Linked DNA regions of Homo sapiens: all the other regions are linked to region 1. A link is an interaction called in ENCODE POLR2A ChIA-PET data of the cell type or tissue named here. Cell type or tissue: A673. All regions are shown on one strand. Region 1 overlaps FGGY (FGGY carbohydrate kinase domain containing). Region 2 overlaps LINC01358 (long intergenic non-protein coding RNA 1358). Region 3 has its middle 11 kb from the start of MYSM1.

Region 1 (4,000 bases):
GTGTAGGACGTGGACAGGGAATTCCAGGGGAGCTCAGTAGGTGTTTAAGGCTGGAAGGGAGATGGAGAGGCCTGTAAGTAGTAGTAGCGAGTAGGGAAACCTGGATTAAACTCAGGCAATCTGGCTCCAGGAGAGAAAGTCCTTTGAAGCAGAGCGAATGAACAGAAGCCAGCAGGACTGAGCAGTAACAATTACGGGGAACAGGGGGAAGGTGCATCCAGGTACTCGGGGGCCATGTGATGGGTTTTGGAATTCTGTCTAAATTCCATGGTGGAAGCTCGTCGCGGGGATTTCAGGGTGCAAGAATTGCATGTTCCTGTGACGTCTCTGGTTCCAGCAGGAAAGCAGCCGGCAGCATGAGACCAGTTAGGAGATACCGCAGTGGTCTAGGTGGGGGCGACAGTGGTCTGCATAAAGTAATCAACTAACCAACTAGCTAAGCTCCTGAATACCTTCCTTCCCTTCCCCTTTCTTGCCCCCCTTTCCTCTATCTGCTTTGGTATCTCTGACCCCCCTTTTCTCTCAGCAGAAGGTAGAGGACAGAGTGATAAGAACTCCACCCTGCTCAGTTTGCCACAACATAGACAGACTTTGCCATTCCTCATCTTCATCTCTGAGGTGCCCTCCCTGCACTTCCCCATTCAGGATCATCCTTTTCTGTGCCTGCATGCTGACAGGGAGCAGCTGCTTGTATCTAGAACAACTCCCAGCTGTTCTTCCAACTTTTCTTAAGTGTTTCTTAGTGTCAATGCCTCTAATTAGTTAAAATAGGAAGGGGGGTGGTAAACAGAGGAGCACAAGAGAGGCCTAATTTTAGCTGTAGCCAAAAGGACTTTCCCCTAAATACACTGTGATCTCAAAATACTTAGCTAAGCCCATATGTACATGGCGGGGAGAGAATTTAAAGAGCTACAGAAGTAAAATTCTCTGGTCAAATGGGACAGCTCTGCCTCTTTGTACAACTGGATTAAAGAGAAAAGGAATGAAAATAAACTGAACCCTCACTCTGTGCCAGGAACTGGACCAGATGCTTTGTGTGCGGCAACTCAGCAATTCATTTAATCCTCACAGCAACTGGATGATGACGGGACTGGTATTACCTCCATTTTACAGATGAGGAAACTGAGGCTCGGTGAGGCTGATGCTACTCTGTGCAAGATGACACAGCTAATGAGAGAGCAGGATTTAAATCTGGGTCTCTCTGGCTTAACTGTATCTAGCAAGAGGAAGATGGGGCCTCAAACCTAGGATAAACAGGGCATTGGGAAGAGAGCTTAAACAGGGATTCGGAGCAGGGGATCAGAGCCAGATTCCAGGGGATTCTGACTCTTAGAACACTCAGAGGCATCATCATAGAAACTAGCAGGACTTACTCAGTGCCTCAACTTTATCCAATCCAGAAATCCCTCCTGGCCCTCACAAGGTATGCTGGAGGAATGACCAGACTGTCACTAACAACTTACAGGTAGATAAATCATATGGAGAATGCCCCCCACCCCCATCTCCTCTTCTCACTTCAGCAAAAAAAGGAAAGACAACAACAAAAAACAACTAACCCCACTGCTTCCTGTAATCAAAGGAATACGAACTGGCTAATCACCCAACCCCCTACAACCTTCTTAAGGTTAGGGGAAAATCTGGGCTCCTTCAGAAAAAAGGCCACCTGATAGGACTCATGGCGTCAGCTTCCTTCATCTCGGTTCATGCTTAAAAGGCCTCTTCACCGGGAAGCTTCCCAGTGAGGTTTTCCACGCACATCTGGACACTTTCCACAATAGGCCTTTGAAGAGGCCTGAAGTATTCCGGGAAAGTCTGCCTCACTGGGCTGAGGTTTAAAGAGCAGAAGCCCACATTTATTTTTCTTTCCCGCCTTCTTTGACAAAACTCCCCTCAGTGGTTTGTGGGCATTTGCAAAGCAGCCCTGATTTTCAGCTTGCTACTTCTAGGGCTGAAATCTTAAAGAAAATGAACAACAATAGAGCAAATTCAAAAGAGCATGGGTATCATCAAAGACTGTTTATGTGTTCTGCTCCTCCACCAGACTCTGAGTCGTGCTTAGTCATCTTTGTAGCAGGGAGAAAATGGACCTTGGCCTCAAGCCGACTTGCTCCATCACTCAGCATTGGTGACATTTTGTCGAGTCACTTAAACTGTCTGAGGCTCAGTTTCCTGACCTGTGAGTTAACAGGGGCCTGCCTTGCGTGGGCTACTAAACGTTCATGAGGTGGGTTAAGTAAATCACTTTGCATGTTGTCCGACATGGACTTTGACAGGTCTGTGCTGTCTCCTTGGCTGGGTCCCTCTCCACTATACAGGCTAACAGCTACTCATTGTTTACAACTCAACTCAGGTGATGGTTTTCTTCTCTGGCAATGCTTTACCTCTACCTCCCTCTTGCTTGGGCTAGATGAGGTATGTGTCCTCAGTGCTTTAAAACTTCCCTATTCTCTGATCTGTGGTTTATTGTTATTTTAGTTGTATGTCCACCATGCCCTGCCCCCACACCACTGTAATAATGTAGGCACCTGATGTCTTTCCACACTAAGCACAGTGCCTGGTATAACAATATGCTCAATGACTGCCAAGAGATTAATTAGTCTATTAGCAACTATTTATTGGCCCGCTTACTTTGAGTCAGGTGCTATTCTGGCTACTGAAGCTGTAGCTATGAATAAAACAGACATGGCCCCTGCTTTCATAAGCTTACATTCCAGTAGGGAAAGTCAGCAAGTACATTAAAGACATGTAGAGACTTGTGGTTATAGCTCCAACATGTAAAAACTGTCTAAGTCATTTATCCCATCCTTACTCCAAAAAAAAAAAAAAAAGCTAAGAAACTGCAAATCAGTGATTTTTGTTGGATCCATAAGAGAACTGAGGTTACAGGACAAACTATCACCCTGAAATCTGAAGAGAAAGGACAACCCAGACAGTCACAGCTGAGATCTTACTTGGAGGAGCAGCTGCTGGAGTCATAAACTGGTAGGGACACTTCAGTGGTAATTTGAAGTGTTGGGGGCTGAGTGTGGACTAATAGGAAAGCGAGCAACTCCTGAGGGTAACAGTCTTAGTGGAAGGGGGCCCACACTTTCATCGGTTTTACCTCCAGGAATCCAAAGAGTCAAGAATGATCCCCTCTTGGCTCTGGCAGGGGGAGGGAAAGCGTAAACACTGTAAAATATTTTTTACAGTGTTTTTCCATAACACAGAGTTCTCCATAATAAAGACCTTTTAAGAGGAAGAGACTTTACAAAAGCCTATTGCACACAGGGGAAGGACATCTCTTCAACTCTAGTGCCTGCAAGCCTTCTGTCTCACCTAAAGGAGTAGGGGCCTAAGAACATCTATGAAGGTCATAGCTCAGGGACATAGTCCCACTAAAAGACAGATATAATCAAAAGATTATAGAATGCTTTTCCTTCCCCATACCTTAAAACCACATCGACATGACCCCAGTATAATATTAGTGAATTACAGCTCAAAGAGCAGCAAGACATAGACTCTATCTAAGGAGGAGATCTTAGGGACGCCAAAGACAATAGTGGGGATGAAAAAATAAGGACAATAGAAGAATGTGAGGCCTCTGGCATGTACAACTATAACAAACATTAAACACAGTTCAATTTCTAACACAAAATGTCACATATAGACCTATTTGTCTCAGTTCCTATTACCAGATACATCATATCCATGTTTCAACAAAATATTAAAAGGCATGCTAAAAGGCAAGAAAAACACAGTCCAAAGAGAGAAAGCAAGAATCAGAACCCAACTCAGATATAACACAAATGTTAGAATTATCAGATAATTTAATGCAACTATGATTAATAAGTGTTCTAATAGAAAAAGTAAACACTATGCACAAACGGACAATGTAACGAGAGACGAAAATGCTAAAAAAGTATCTAAAAGAAATCCTAATAATAATAATAATGATAATAATAATAAAAAGACCAACAGAAACAAAGAAGGCCTTTGATGGCCTTAACAAGGACAAGGA
Region 2 (4,000 bases), 690 kb after region 1:
TCCTTATCCCTAGGAGCTGAGGAGTGAGGGATTAAAAGTGCAGGGAAGGTATGAAAACAGCCAGGTAAGCTCTCTGTGACAAGAGGCTCACTACCCCTCAGTGGCATGTTCTATCATTAACCACTTTTTGCAGGTTGTGCTATGACATGGTACCTCTTACCACCTGCAGGGGGGCACAATTATGAGATGTTTCTAGTGACTTGTGGAAGGAATTGTCAGATTTGGCAAATAAAAGTACAGGACATCTGGTCACATTTGAATTTCAGATCAAGTTTGTGTGTCCCATGCAACATGTGGGACACACTTATTCCAAAAAAGTTTTATCATTTATCTGAAATTCAAATTTAACTGGGTATCCTATATCTTATCTGACAAATCTATTTCCAGTGCAACAGAATAAGGACAAGTGATGGTGATTTCTTTCCCTTTAGAAGACTTGAATGGGTGTGATTACTGCTTTGCTCAACTGGTGCAGAAGGTTGACATGAAAGGCTTGGCTGAATCAGTTTCAAGGGAATGGGGATGACCTCTCTTTGCTCATCTCTACTGGGAAGTCCTTTGAAGCCTCCAAAATCACCACTGAGGGAACCTGGAACAGCCCTCTAAACTGGAGCAGAACTCCCCGGAATGATCTGGAGAAGGCCTTGCTCACTGGCTGGCTGTGTCCTTGGCTTAGTTTCCAATGCCTGGCGCACAACTCAGAAGCTACCTTAAACAATAATCTCCCTCCTTCTCAACTTCACAAAGGATCTCCAGGGTCCTTCTAGGATGTTTGGGTCTCCAAGCACTAATTCCTGCTTCTTTCTGAAACTTAGTAACCTCTTCTGTGATAATCAGAGAAAAAAGAAGAAAAACCCATAGTAGATTTTCAATAGATATAACCCATTCACTCCCCTCAACCAACGCCGCCTTCTCACCATCAGATGTCATAGTAGTCATTCCCTTGGGTTTTCCTGCCGGTGAATATTACAGAGTCCTAGAAGAAGAATAACAAACCTCAAAGGATTGCCTGGTTTTAACAACATATTGTGAATTCCCAAAAAATTTCCCCCAGGAAATCTGTTTTGAAATATACGTGGGGTTACTCCACATCACAGACATCTGTGCTGAAGCTTGCTTTCCTCATGGCTGGCATCCCAGACAGACCCCTTGGCTGGAACAAACCTTCATCTCCTTGTCACAACCTGACCCCAATCCTTCCACCTCCCCCTCTTCCCCACAAAGTCACACCCCCATGCCCTGTGTGGAGTGGTTTCTATCAGCAGAGCATGTTTGAGCTCGCTGGGAAAGTGGCCTCTCACATGATTTTAATCTGCTTTGTCTTCCCTGATTACCAAGATGTCCCAGACCAAACTACATTTAGATGAAATGCATTTGGGTGGGTGTACTCTGCCTGCCTCAGCAGAAATATTGTAGCAGCCACCCAGCACATAGCTGAGACATGCACAAAATGCAGACCAGCATCTGAAAGCAAAGGGAACTTTTTAAGGTGTATTATACTAACATCCATAAATATGCACATTTATAGGCATCCTGATTAGGCCTCAGGCAAAGGCCATAGTATTTTTTTAAAAAGGAAAACTCAGTTAAAAAGGACTGAGAACAGAGCAAAACCAAACTCTTCTTGGGTTTTTTAGCTTTGTGGTGTGGATAGGAACTTCTCCTTCCTCCTTGCCCTTCCTTAAGTACAGTACATTTCACTGTGGGATTGTAAAGGACAGGGTCCCAGCTTTTTTTCTGAATAACTTCTTAATGGAAGCTGCTAAACTGACTTTATCAGCCAGACATGTCCTTGACTTTGTCACCTGGAGCCAGAATATCCTCATCACCATTATCTTCTTCATCCCATGGCTAAGAGTCATTGATCATTTATTTTGTGCCAGAAATTTTGCTACATATTCTGCATGATTTATCCAATTTAATTTCATAGTGATCTTCTATTAGAGGTGTAATTTTTTTTTTTTTGAGATAGAGTCTTGCTCTGTTGCCCAGGCTAGAGTGCAGTAATGGCTCACTGTAGCCTTGAATTCCTGGGCTCAAGCAATCCTCCTGTCTTGGCCTCCCAAAGTGCTCAAATTACAAATGTGAGCCACAGGGGCACCCCAGAGGTATAATTTTTAGTCCTCATTTTAAGAATGAGAAGATTGAGGTTTAACAAGATTAAGTGATATGCCCAGGGTCATATAGCTAATCAAGGGGAAAACTCGTATTCAAATTCCAGACTGTGCAACCCAAGGCTGGCACACTTAACAACAGTGCCTATTGCTCCCCAGGGATTGATAGCAAGGCAATTCTGGTAACTACTGGGCCAGGGAGATTAAAGAGACTCATCCTTTAAGGCTCCCACTCAAAACCTTCCTGTATGAGTAGAGTGGATCCATCCCTCCTGTTTTTACTTCTCTGGTCTAGGAAGTTATTTCTAAGAGTTTGAGCTGTTTTGAGGAGACAAGAGGACATAGTGGGGCGGGGAAAAACCCAAAAACTTTGATGTGAGACAGAGCTAGATTTATAGCATGGCCCAGAATCATATGAGTTATATGAAGTCAGAAAACTAAATCTTAGTTTCCTTACCTCTAAAACAGGCATAATTATATTTGCCTCATAGGATTAATATGATTATTAACTAGAAAAACATAGCCTCCTGCTATACTTCGAATGTTGGCGTGCCCTCCACCCCAAAAATTCATAGGTTGAAACTTAACTCCTAAGGTGATAGTATTAAGATGCAGGGCCTTTGGGAGGTGATAGGGTCATGACGACTCTGCTCTCATCAATGGGATTAATGGCCTCATAGAAAGAGGCTTGTTTTCCACCACCATGTGATGACCCAGTAAGAGGGTGCAATCTATGAAGTAGAGAGCGCTATGAAGCTCCCTATGAATCTATGAAGTGGAGAGCTCTCACCAGACATTGAATTGCTGACACCTTTATAAAGTCCGTGATCTGGGACTTTCCATTTGCTAGAACTGTGAGTAATGAATTTCTATTGTTTATAAATTACCTAGTCTAAGGTATTTTGTTATAGTAGCCAAATGGACTCAGACACCAGCATTCAGGGATCCAGTTTTTTTTTTTTTGAGTACCTATTATATACAGAGACCTTTAAGGCCTTGACAAATGTTCATTCTTATCTTTCAATGACAGGATTTCTAAATTACAGGCTTTATATCCCCAGGACCTAGCACAGAGCCTGGGAGATAATATGTGCTAATTAAATGTAGAGCATTTGATACTTTCATGAATTAATAAATGAATGCAATAAAAGCCCATCCAGTTTATCTTTCTGACCTCATGGACCACCACTCCCCTCCAGCTGCATATGACTAATTTGGTATTTAACATACAAGCCACGTCTTTCCAAATCTCAGCCTCGACGCAGGGCTCATATGATTCTCTGTGTCTTGAATGCCTGCCACACCCACTTTGTTGGCCTGGAAAACTACTTAGGAGTTTTACTTTATGAAAAATGCAGAGTGAGTCTGCTCCTACTCCGTATGTCAGCTCTTCAAGCAGTTGAAGTCAGTCCTCATGACTCCCTTCCTTGTTCTACAAATTAGTGCTGCCTTCCAAGTCGAATTTCCCTCCAATAATTGTTATTGGAAATGGTCTCTGAATCCCATACTATTTTGGACACTCCCTGCTTTTCCAGTTGCCTCCTATGCATTCATTCATTGACTATTTATTGAGCACCTACTAGTTGTCACATGAAACAGATTTTTTCACTAGACTATAAGCTTATGAGGTTTACATTCTGATGAGGGGAGCTGAACAACAAACAAAAATGTACTACATATGTCAGCTGTTGATGTGTCGTGGAGGAAAATTCAGTGGGGAGATGAGGAGGGAAGGAAAGGAGAGGATAGACAATTTATGTAGAGTGTGGTCAGGGGAATGACCACAGTTTGAGCAGGGGGATTAAATGAGGGAGCAAGCCATGTGGCTGTCTGAGGGAAGTGTGTTCCAGGTGAAGAAGAGAAGCAAGGTGCAAGTGCCCTTAGGC
Region 3 (4,000 bases), 1.0 Mb after region 1:
CTGTCGCCCTTCATTTCCCCCAAAAGTAGAGACTCTAAACAGGCACTAGAACTTCATAGATCTCTCCCTCATTAATGGGAAGGGGCTTTGGGACTCTATTTATGTTAACAATTTTCCCCTTCTCTGTGAGGTTTTGTATTTTTATCAAAATCATGCTCCAATTTCTTGTCTTTATTTTTACTTGTTTTTAATTATGATAAAATAGCCATAACATAAAATGTATCAGCTTTATCCATTTTAAGTATACAGTTCAGCGGCATTAAGCACAGTCACATTGTTATGCTACCATCACCATCATCCACAGGATTCTTTTCATCTTACAAAACTGAAGCTCTGTAACCATTAAAACTAACTCCCCATTTCTCTCTACTCCTGCCCCTGAACCATAATTCTGTTTTCTGTCTCTAGGAGTTTGACAACACTAGGTAGCTTATATAAGTGGAACCACACGTTACTTGTCCTTTTGTGATTGTGCTGTTTCACTTAGCACAATGTTCTCAGGGTTTATTCACATTGAAGCATATGTCAGAATTCCCTTTCCTTTTAAGACTAAATAATATTCCATTGTATGTATATGCCACATTTTGTTTATCCCTTCATCCATTAAGAGATAATTGGATTGCTTCCACCTTTTGGCTATTGTGAATAATGCTGCTGTGAACACTGGTGCACAAATATCTCTTTAAGTTCTTGCTTTCAATTTTTTGGACATATACCCAGAAGTGGAATTGCTGGATTATATGGTAATTCTATTTTTAATTTTTTTGAGGAACCACGATACTATTTTCCATAGTAGCTGCATTATTTTATATTGCCACTAATGCACAAAAGTTGTAATCTCTTCACAGTCTATCCAACACTTGTTTTTTTTTTTTTGGTTTTTTTGAGAGTAGCCATTCTAATGGGTGTAAGCTGTCAGTTGCTTTTAAAATCTTATCTATCCATAGTTTTTCTCATCTAAAGTATCCATTGATTGTGTGTTTATAAAGTAAGGTTTCTGTTTTTAATTTTTTAAATCCTGGCCTTATTCTTTCCAGTTGATTCCTTCACTCATTCAACAAACAATTATTAAGTGCCTACTGTGTGTCGTGCTAGGTGCTGTGGATACAATGAACAGAGGAGTGTTCCCTGCCCTTAAGAAGCTCATGGCTGGGTGTGGTGGCTCACGCCTGTAATCCCAACACTTTGGGAGGCCGAGGCAGGTGGATCACCTGAGGTCAGGAGTTTGAGACCAGCCTGACCAACATGGCAAACCTCTGTCTCTACTAAAAATACAAAAATTAGCTGGGCTTGGTGGCAGGCACCTGTAACCCAGCTACTTGGGAGGCCGAGACAGGAGAATCACTTGAACACGGGAGGTGGAGTTTGCACTGAGTCAAGATTGCACCACTGCATTCCAGCCTGAGTGACACAGTGAGACTGTCTCAAAAAAAAAAAAAAAAAAAAAAAAAAAAAGAAGAAGCTGGTAACTGTGGGCCAGACAGATCTATCAGAAAATAAGAACACTGAAGCATTACCTGTGGAATGAGAGAAGGACACAGACCAATCGGCACAAACTGCAGGTCAGATGTAGCCCATTTAAGTGTTTGTTTGATTCAACAATGTCTTTAAAAAATTTAAACTGGTTTTCACAAATTAATCTTTATTTCTGACTTCTCTTAAAAAACTCAGAAGATCCAGCAACTCTGAGCCAGAGTTCCAGAATGGCAACAGTAGGCCAGAGCTGAGTCAGAACCAGCACTTTTAGCAGGAGGGAGGAAGCCCTGTGAATGGGGATGGGCTGCGAGTAGGGGAAGTGGTAGGGATGTCAGGCAGAGGGTATATTTTGATGGTAGTTCATGCTTAACTAACCAGCCAACCATATATAAACCCATGTGCATTCCCACACACCCATTCTTCTGCTTTGCCTATAACAATGTTCAATAAATGTCTGTGAAATGAATAAAAACATGATCAAAGAATTTTACTCCTGGAAGAGATAATTTTATAGGTCATTTAACCATCAGAAGTCTAAAGAGGTTGAGTAATTTGCCCGATGTAACACTAACATGAGTCTGCAGTGGTTAATAGATTGCACTAAAGGCTTGGGGGAACACAGGGGAATTATACAACACAGAACAGTCTAGTGGGCATCTGTCATTCTGCCTGCCTGACATCCTTTTCTCCTCTCTGAAAATAGCCCTCTTATTTTGCTTAGGAAGCTACCATTCCTTCTTTTTTCAGGTGGCCCTCGTGGAACTGAGTCCATCTGGCATCAGGAATGGCATGAGATCCAGGCCTGGTCAACCATACCCATCCACCTGGAGCTATTGGGAAAGAGGTATAATTTTTCCACGGGGGTCGCTGAGAAGAAAAGGTGTAAGTCTGAATGATGCTGTTGGTACCTAACCTAAGACTGCATGATGTAATTGAAAAGATGATAAGTTACATTACCTTGGGTAAATTGCTTAACTATTCTGAGCCTCGGTTACCACATCTGTAAACGGAAATAACAATATCTACTTCAAAGGGCTGTTGTCTGGCTGGAAAGAAATAATGTATGTAAAATGCCTGGCACACAGTAGGAGCTCATTAATGCTGGCATTCCTTCTTTCCCTTTCAGATAATGTCAGATGGATATAGCATTACTGTAATTAAAATGTAAGAAGTGCATTGGCAGACTTTCCTTACAACATATTGAGAACAGCTTTTTCAGTAGCTACCTTATGTGATTTCAGGGAATTGGGGAGGGAAAAGAAAATAAAATGCAGCTTGCTTTCCTGGAACAATTCAAGCCATACCCAATGCCTGCCAAGTGTAACCCATAAGTTTATGTCTGCATCCATCTATTATCTCACCTCTATATAGATAAAGTGGTTTTCCTCCCTGCCCACTAGCTATTGTATTTTTAAAATGGAAACTCTTTGAATCCCTGGCAATCATTTAGCTGACAGTTTGGATCATAACATAATAATAACATTAGGAGCAGTTGTATGACACTTCCTGCTTTGAAAGCATGTTACAAATCTGAGCTAATTAGCATGAATGCTAACATGCCAGCTTTTTATGGATTAATATTGCAATTATACTTTCCTTTTTCAATAAAAATACAGTGATCTTTTTTTTTTTTACTCAAAATGGGAGAAAACAAGAAATAAATAGGCAGCCTTCCCAATGGATTCAAACATAATGTAGTAGAAATATGAGACAGACCCTTTATTGACTGAATGTTCCTCTAACAACATCCATGAGGATTTACAGTATGACATCTCCTGTTAATTTTGTTTTAGGATCAACAAAGGAAATAGAATGTATTGATGGTGGCAGAAAAGGAACTTGTAAAACTGAAGACAAAGTTCCAACCTTTAAAATATACTTTCTACTTATTTCTAGATGAAGCACCTTGAACAAGTCAGAAAATTGTCCACTTATAATTTATTCTTAAACAAAATGAGAAAATACCAGCTCACATAATATTGCAAAATACCATATTCTTTCTGTTGTAGTATGAAAATATAATACAGTAAATGTAGAGTCAGAAAGACTTGGGTAGGAGTCCCAGCTCTGATAGTTACCAGCTGTGGTAACTCTCTGACTCTTGTTATCCTCACCTCTAAAATGGGGGCAATACTACTTACTTGGCAGGATTCCTGGGAGGTCCAAGGAAGATTCTGCCTTACACAATATCTGGGATAGGACAGGTGATCATATTAGCCCTGACCCTCCCTTTCTGTTTATAACTCTTCTTCCTCCTCTTCCAGTCTAAAATTATTCTGACATTAATTCAGTTTGCAGGAAAGCAGAGTACCATAAAGCATAAAAATGTTCTTTCCTATGTAAGTGTTATGTATTTTTAAATATACAATTCTCTTTTTAAGGGGACTAGGAATAAAAAGTTCATTTTGATGAGAAAAATGTATGATCATCTGAAAACGTTCCTTTTAACATAATGTTAAACTGTGGAGGTACCTCACTTGGATTTGGCATTTTGCCCTTGGTTCTGTGTACAAAATTAGTAAAA

What was found. Peaks named below come from ENCODE experiments on the same cell type or tissue, not always from the same donor. Only the 100,000 strongest peaks of a DNase experiment are listed, where the experiment ranks them.
Region 2: POLR2A ChIA-PET joins it to region 1 with 6 read pairs; 3 of 35 experiments call an interaction of 5 or more read pairs at or near these places.
Region 3: POLR2A ChIA-PET joins it to region 1 with 7 read pairs; 2 of 35 experiments call an interaction of 5 or more read pairs at or near these places.

What each region holds. Positions count from the first base shown.
Region 1 is chr1:59,729,136-59,733,135 of GRCh38, reverse strand. The region is part of intron 14 of FGGY (FGGY carbohydrate kinase domain containing); the gene reads right to left. Among named protein-coding and RNA genes, the nearest start is that of MIR4711, 2.2 kb to the left of the region's middle. RefSeq lists an enhancer at 1,925-2,219. In A673, no CTCF peak of the experiment used is centred here; a DNase peak (open chromatin) is centred at 2,065.
Region 2 is chr1:59,039,148-59,043,147 of GRCh38, reverse strand. All of the region lies in intron 2 of LINC01358 (long intergenic non-protein coding RNA 1358), which reads right to left. Among named protein-coding and RNA genes, the nearest start is that of LINC01358, 21 kb to the right of the region's middle. In A673, no CTCF peak of the experiment used is centred here; a DNase peak (open chromatin) is centred at 2,247.
Region 3 is chr1:58,708,643-58,712,642 of GRCh38, reverse strand. No RefSeq gene overlaps it. Among named protein-coding and RNA genes, the nearest start is that of MYSM1, 11 kb to the right of the region's middle. In A673, no CTCF peak of the experiment used is centred here; no DNase peak of the experiment used is centred here.